Regions from separate parts of the Homo sapiens genome. Here region 2 is linked to region 1. Evidence: read pairs that join two places in POLR2A ChIA-PET (ENCODE). Cell type or tissue: OCI-LY7. All regions are shown on one strand. Links, peaks and the distances in the headings refer to the core of each region. The heading gives the core; the rest is flanking DNA.

The links. Peaks named below come from ENCODE experiments on the same cell type or tissue, not always from the same donor. Only the 100,000 strongest peaks of a DNase experiment are listed, where the experiment ranks them.
Region 2: POLR2A ChIA-PET joins it to region 1 with 6 read pairs; 2 of 35 experiments call an interaction of 5 or more read pairs at or near these places.

The regions. Positions count from the first base shown.
Region 1 is chr5:88,874,633-88,877,559 of GRCh38, reverse strand. All of the region lies in intron 1 of MEF2C (myocyte enhancer factor 2C), which reads left to right. Among named protein-coding and RNA genes, the nearest start is that of MEF2C, 7.1 kb to the left of the region's middle. In OCI-LY7, for the core only: no CTCF peak of the experiment used is centred there; a DNase peak (open chromatin) is centred at 1,709; H3K4me3 peaks cover 2,149 bases; H3K27ac peaks cover 1,739 bases.
Region 2 is chr5:88,763,467-88,766,393 of GRCh38, reverse strand. The region is part of intron 3 of MEF2C (myocyte enhancer factor 2C); the gene reads left to right. Among named protein-coding and RNA genes, the nearest start is that of GSCAR, 68 kb to the right of the region's middle. In OCI-LY7, for the core only: no CTCF peak of the experiment used is centred there; no DNase peak of the experiment used is centred there.

The DNA of each region.
Region 1 (2,927 bases), core at 311-2,810:
ATTAAAGAATGTTCTATGACAAAGAATACCATTGTAAAAATAAGATTATAGAAAAGGTTATTTAATATACTATTATCTCACATCTCCTTGATACTATTTTAATGTTTACTGCAAAAAATCATATTCCTATTAAATATGGAAATTAGGTGATACATGTTATACAAATTTATGGTTTAGTTTTAGGTGATATGAGTAACATTTATTTGTCATCGCCATAATTCATTTGCTGTACATTGTCATTTTATTGTACAAGTTAAATCTTGGTATATATTTTTAAAATACAGCCAATGTAAACAAAGTTCAAAGTACATGAAGAGAATCTTTTGAGGGCATTGAAAAGGAAATTGACGACATTACAAGCAATAAAAACAGTAAACATATTACAGGCAGATTTCTTCAGGAATCATTACTCTTAAATAATGCAGACATTATAAAGACTTTATTAATTCTTAATGCTGTAAATTTGAAATGAATGGAGCAATGTTGTTCCTCCTGCAAGTGGTTGGGATTCATGTAGAATGACAGTGCAAGTCCTCAAGCAGTGATTTAAATTAAGTACCCAAAACTTGTTTTTAGAGGCTGGAGGAACTAACTGATCTTTGAATCAGTCCCTTTTGAGAACCTGCTTTTTCCAAATAGCATCATGAGCGTGGTGGTCTGGTTTTCCTCTTCTATCTTGTTGTCATAGATAAGATGCACATGAAGAATTCATATAAATTGCTCTCAGATACTATGGATTCCTAGCATATTGGATTAAAAAAGAAGTGGATATGGTCCTTCGATAGAATGTGAAGTGTTTTTTTAAAAATCAGCCAAGAACTATGCCTGTCTTTTTTTCACACCTGTGATTCTTTCAGCAAGTTAGAAGGATAGCAAGAGAATGTGCATCCTTCCCCAAACCCCGAAGACAGGCAGCTTTGGCTTAAATATGCTTATTTATTTTCAAAATTAGAAAATAAACACATTAATGTAAATATGTTGAGACAGACAAAGAAATTTGTCTGCTACTTAATAAACACGCGATTTATACTTTTTGTCTTCTAATTAATTGTCGACCCTGAATAAGGTGGTACAACTAAGGCATATTATGGAAAACTGGCATTATTGCTTAATGTAACATGAGGGATTGGAATTTCTTTAAAGTAATTTTAAGATATGATTATTTAGCAGAAATATTCACTGGAGCATTTTACTTTTAGAAATTATCGTCACACAAGGAAGCCTTTATAGGACCGACTACCTAATTGCAGTCAAAGATCTCTTGAATGAATGAACACACACACACAGAAGAACACACATTTTAAGAATATAGTGGTCCTATATTTTTAAAAATTTTTGCCACATTTTTTATATCTGAACAGAACGTATGTGTCTAAGCAGATGTTTTAAGTTATATCCTTCATGTAGGTGAGTCTGTAAATGTACCATTTAACTTAAATGGCTTTGTGGGAAGGTAGTTTGAGGAGTTTAAAAAGGAAAAAAAAAAAAAAAAAAAACTCCAGTTACTACAGTTTCAGCTCTTTCTTTTTAAAAAACAGTAATTACACTCAGGATAAAGAAAGAAAAATAAACTCTTTTAATTCTTTGTAACATCCACAGTTTTTCAGGTAGAGTTCTGGTATATTTTTATTCCTGAATATGCAGGGCAGGTACTGGCAGCAGAGCTACAAAATGAAAACTTCCTGGCTGCAGACCAGATACTGTGCACAGTGCCACATCATAAACTTCCCCTCTTCTGTCTCGGAGTGATTTCAGCCCTAACTAATGTCCTTTATTTCCCCCTACATAGGGTAAGGAACAGAGGGCCTTCTTCCTGGGAAATAGGGGAAATACCTTTGGGAAAGGAAAAGTATAATGTTTCCCTTCTTTAACTTGAAAATTCTGCCTCTTAAATTACTAAGACATTAACTGCAAAGTGGATTCAGTATGTTTCCTTTTTATTCCCATATAGCAGTTTAGAATACATAAAACAATAGGTGTGAGATAGAAAATGAGACCTCTTCCCCACCCCCTACCTCCAGCACACCCAGACCCAATCAGATATCTGTACTTTTTGTTTCGAAAAGAAAAATATAATGGTTTCTTTTCAATGAAGCTTGTGCATTATATTCCAGATATGTTAGATCATTTTGTGATGCAAATTAGCATTGAGGTTTTTTGTACTTATCTCGGGAAATAGCAACGTTCCACCACAATGTGTGGTGCTGCAAAAATTTTTATTGATAAACACCCACACTTTAAATGATTATTAGGTCAAAATAGAGAGTACAGGGGGAGAAAATGTGAGCTTTTAGTTTTCAGATTTGTTTTATGCTTTTCATTTGAAAGGTACAGTGTAAGTTCTGTGTATAATACCATGCAAAATAAATTGACTTCTAAATATCTGCACTAATATTCCTTGTATCTGAAACTATAGTCTAAAAGCTTGTACTTCTCCTTAAAAAATAAAGTAAAACTTTGTTAAGAAGCAGGCTTTAATTACCAGTTACATTTTCAACTGTTACCCATGTGATTTTTAAAAAATCCTATTAAAAAATAATTTCTAGCTGCCATGGCTCCTTTCAATCAGTAGAATTCTCATTTGTATGAGGTGCAATCAGATTATTGCCAGCACACCTTTCTAAAACTAGCCTTCTTCTTTAGAAATGTATTAAATGGGAGCCTTCAGGAGAAAGTGTTACCACTTAATAAATATTTGTTCTAATTTTATTTTTAAACTAAATTATTGATTTAACAGTATATGAATAGTGTATAAATGTTAGCTTAGTTGTTAACCCACTACACTAATTATTAATTGCCTATATGAAATTTACCAAATTAGACCAACAGTTAAGTGTAATTTAATTTTATTTCTCTTGAAACTTAAATAGATAAGAATGATAATTTTAATTATGTTTAAATATCAAGCATTTATTTTTCTGTGAATG
Region 2 (2,927 bases), core at 273-2,772, 110 kb after region 1:
AAAATAGTATTTAAGAAGGGAAAAATCAGTTTTAATCACTGCATAAGAAAAGGATTTTCTAGTTGATAACGTAATGCCTAAAACAAGAAATGAGAGCTCCATGTAGCATTCTTTTTCATTTATATTCCTTTCAGTAACGAAATAGAATCTGTTCCCCTAATGAAATTCTATTTCATTAGAATTTTTGAAGCACCTGTCACCTATCATCATCAGTTTGTACGTATTTCAAGTTTTTCCGATGAGCAAATGGAATAATGCAGGGTCCATATGTCCACATGTCTGGGAGGAAAGATTCCACGTGGTTTTTGGATTACCTGTCTGGACTCTTTCTCCCATTTATTGCTTGGAATATGTCACCTTCTGTCAATCTAATTACTCCTCTAGGAAACGGCTGTTCTCAGCTCACAGTATGACAATCGCTGTCTTGTGAAAATATCCCAGAAGCCTCTGTAGTTGATGGATCTACCTCAACAGTGTCACTCTGACGTGGAAAGCTGACTTCAGTATACAGGCTTGCTCAAGATTTACTTGAGTTCTCTGAGGAAAGAGTTTCTTCAGATACGTAAGGAGAGAAGCTGGTGGTTTTAGGAGATCTCTTGCCTTATCTTGACATACATGAATAAATCTTTTCAAAACGTAGTCAGTCAGCTGAGAGACAGTATATACATTTAGGACTTCCAGCCCCTGTAAAAGAATGACAATTGAAGTACCTACATTACCTGACCAGTGACACTTGTAAAAGATCAGAGAAGCTTTCAAAGGCCAACAGCAGAGATTTTGATTTTGCTAGAAAAGGGCCCGAAGGAATAATGCTTATTTATCCATTTAGTCAGCCCTTTCGTTCATATCGACTATTCATTACTGTGATAAAGACAGACTTGGCTGAATCTAACAGAAATTCTTTTGTTATCATTAAACAGCTGTAGATTTTTAATATAATAAAGATAAAACTGCTCTTATAGTTCCACATTCACACTATGATATTCAAGTTTGTGCCATCACTTCCATTTTCAGAGCTTTATAATTCCACCATAATCATTTGTTCTTGGCAGAAATGTGTTATACAAGCACTCAGCTGAGGATAATATTTTTGAACATTTTTTTCAATGTTCTTTCTGGTTATGTGATTATGGGAATTTGGAACTCAATATTAATTTGCTCTTCAGCTTTGTGTTTGTATATCTCAAAATGCTCTTTTTTAAATAACACAATTTAACTTGAATCATTACTTAGATTCGGGTGATATTCATAGCAAGATAATGCAGTCAGATACAAGAAGAATGTATTGGGAGAAAATGAGCCACATTTTTCCTTCTCATCACTGCCATTTCCTTTGTGACTCCATGCCACCTGCCTTGTTTGTTTAATAGTTTATATAATTCTTCAGGTACAAAGTGAGCCACTGACCTAATTGGTTTTTTTCATTCATAAACTGATGTGTTTTATTGACCAATATGCATTCCAACTCTTGACTAAAATTTGACATCTAAGAAAATCAATATTTTAGCTCTATTTTCATACTTGAAATTTTCCCTCAGCCTAATTTTTTAAAATTTCTACTTCTTTTTTTTTTTTTTTTTTTTTTTGAGATGGAGTCTCACTCTGTTGCCCAGGCTGAAGTGCAGTGGTGTGATCTCGGCTCACTGCAATCTCTGGCTCCCGGGTTCAAGTGATTTTCCTGTGTCAGCCTCCCAAGTAGCTGCAATTACAGGCGTGCGCCACCATGCCTGGCTTATTTTTTGTATTTTTGGTAGAGACAGGTTTCACCATGCTGGCCAGGCTTGGCTCAAACTCCTGACCTCGTGATCGGCCTGCCTCGGCCTCCCAAAGTGCTGGGATTACAGGCGAGAGCCACCACGCCTGGACAATTTCTACTTCATTTATTTCAGCGTCCAGTGTCCTAACTATAGTTACATATGAGTGAGAGAGATCTAGTCTGCACTCATCACTTCACACGGGTGGGAAAACGGGCAGGGGAAAGTCAGGCCCCACACTGTCTCCAGGCAGGAGGCAAATACTCGTTGACTGACCTTGGACCATCATGCTTGGCCATATGGGTTTGAGACCTGGCATAGGTTTACCTAATCTCTTCATGGAAGACTTGTGAGAGATAATGGGTTAATATTTGTGGAGATCTTTCAACAAAGTGTAATTGATGTTTGAATTTTTATAAACCAAACACAATATCTACCCCCTGAAAGCTTTGTGAGAATATTTAGCACACATGTATGTGCCAGATGGATTGTAATGACAGTTGATAGGCCTCTCCTCACCCTTGCATTCTGTTGTCAGAAATCTGCATATCAAAACAACTATAATTTTTACAATAAGATTTATTGGTTAAAAGATTTGGGTGCACACTGAAAAATCTACTGCCTGGATAAGACTATAAATTAACATTATGGAAGGCTTTAAATTAAAGGTTTATATAAGAAAATTATTGGCAGGGTGCCATGGCTCATGCCTGTAATCCCAGCATTTTGGGAAGCTGAGGCAGGAGCATCCCTTGAGTCTAGGAGTTCAAGAGCAGCCTGGACAACATAATGAGACCCTGATTCTACAAAAATAATTTTTAACCAGGTGTGGTGGCACACACCTGTAGTACCAACTGCCCAGGAGGCTGAGTTGGAAGGATTGTCTGGGCCTACAATGTGGAGGCTGCAGTAAGCTATGACCACGCCACACTGCATTCCAGCCTGGGCAACAGAGCAAGACTCTGACTCAAAAAAAAAAAAAAGAAAGAAAGAATATTTTTAACATGTCTTATAGATAACTTTTGAAAAATATCAAATAATATTTTCTTGATCTGACATATTTTTCTCTATACAAATGAATTCTAATGAAAAATATGTGGAATATAATGCAAAAACAATCAGAAAGTATTCTTAAAAGCTCAAAGATATGCAGAGATCAAAGCAGAAACACAT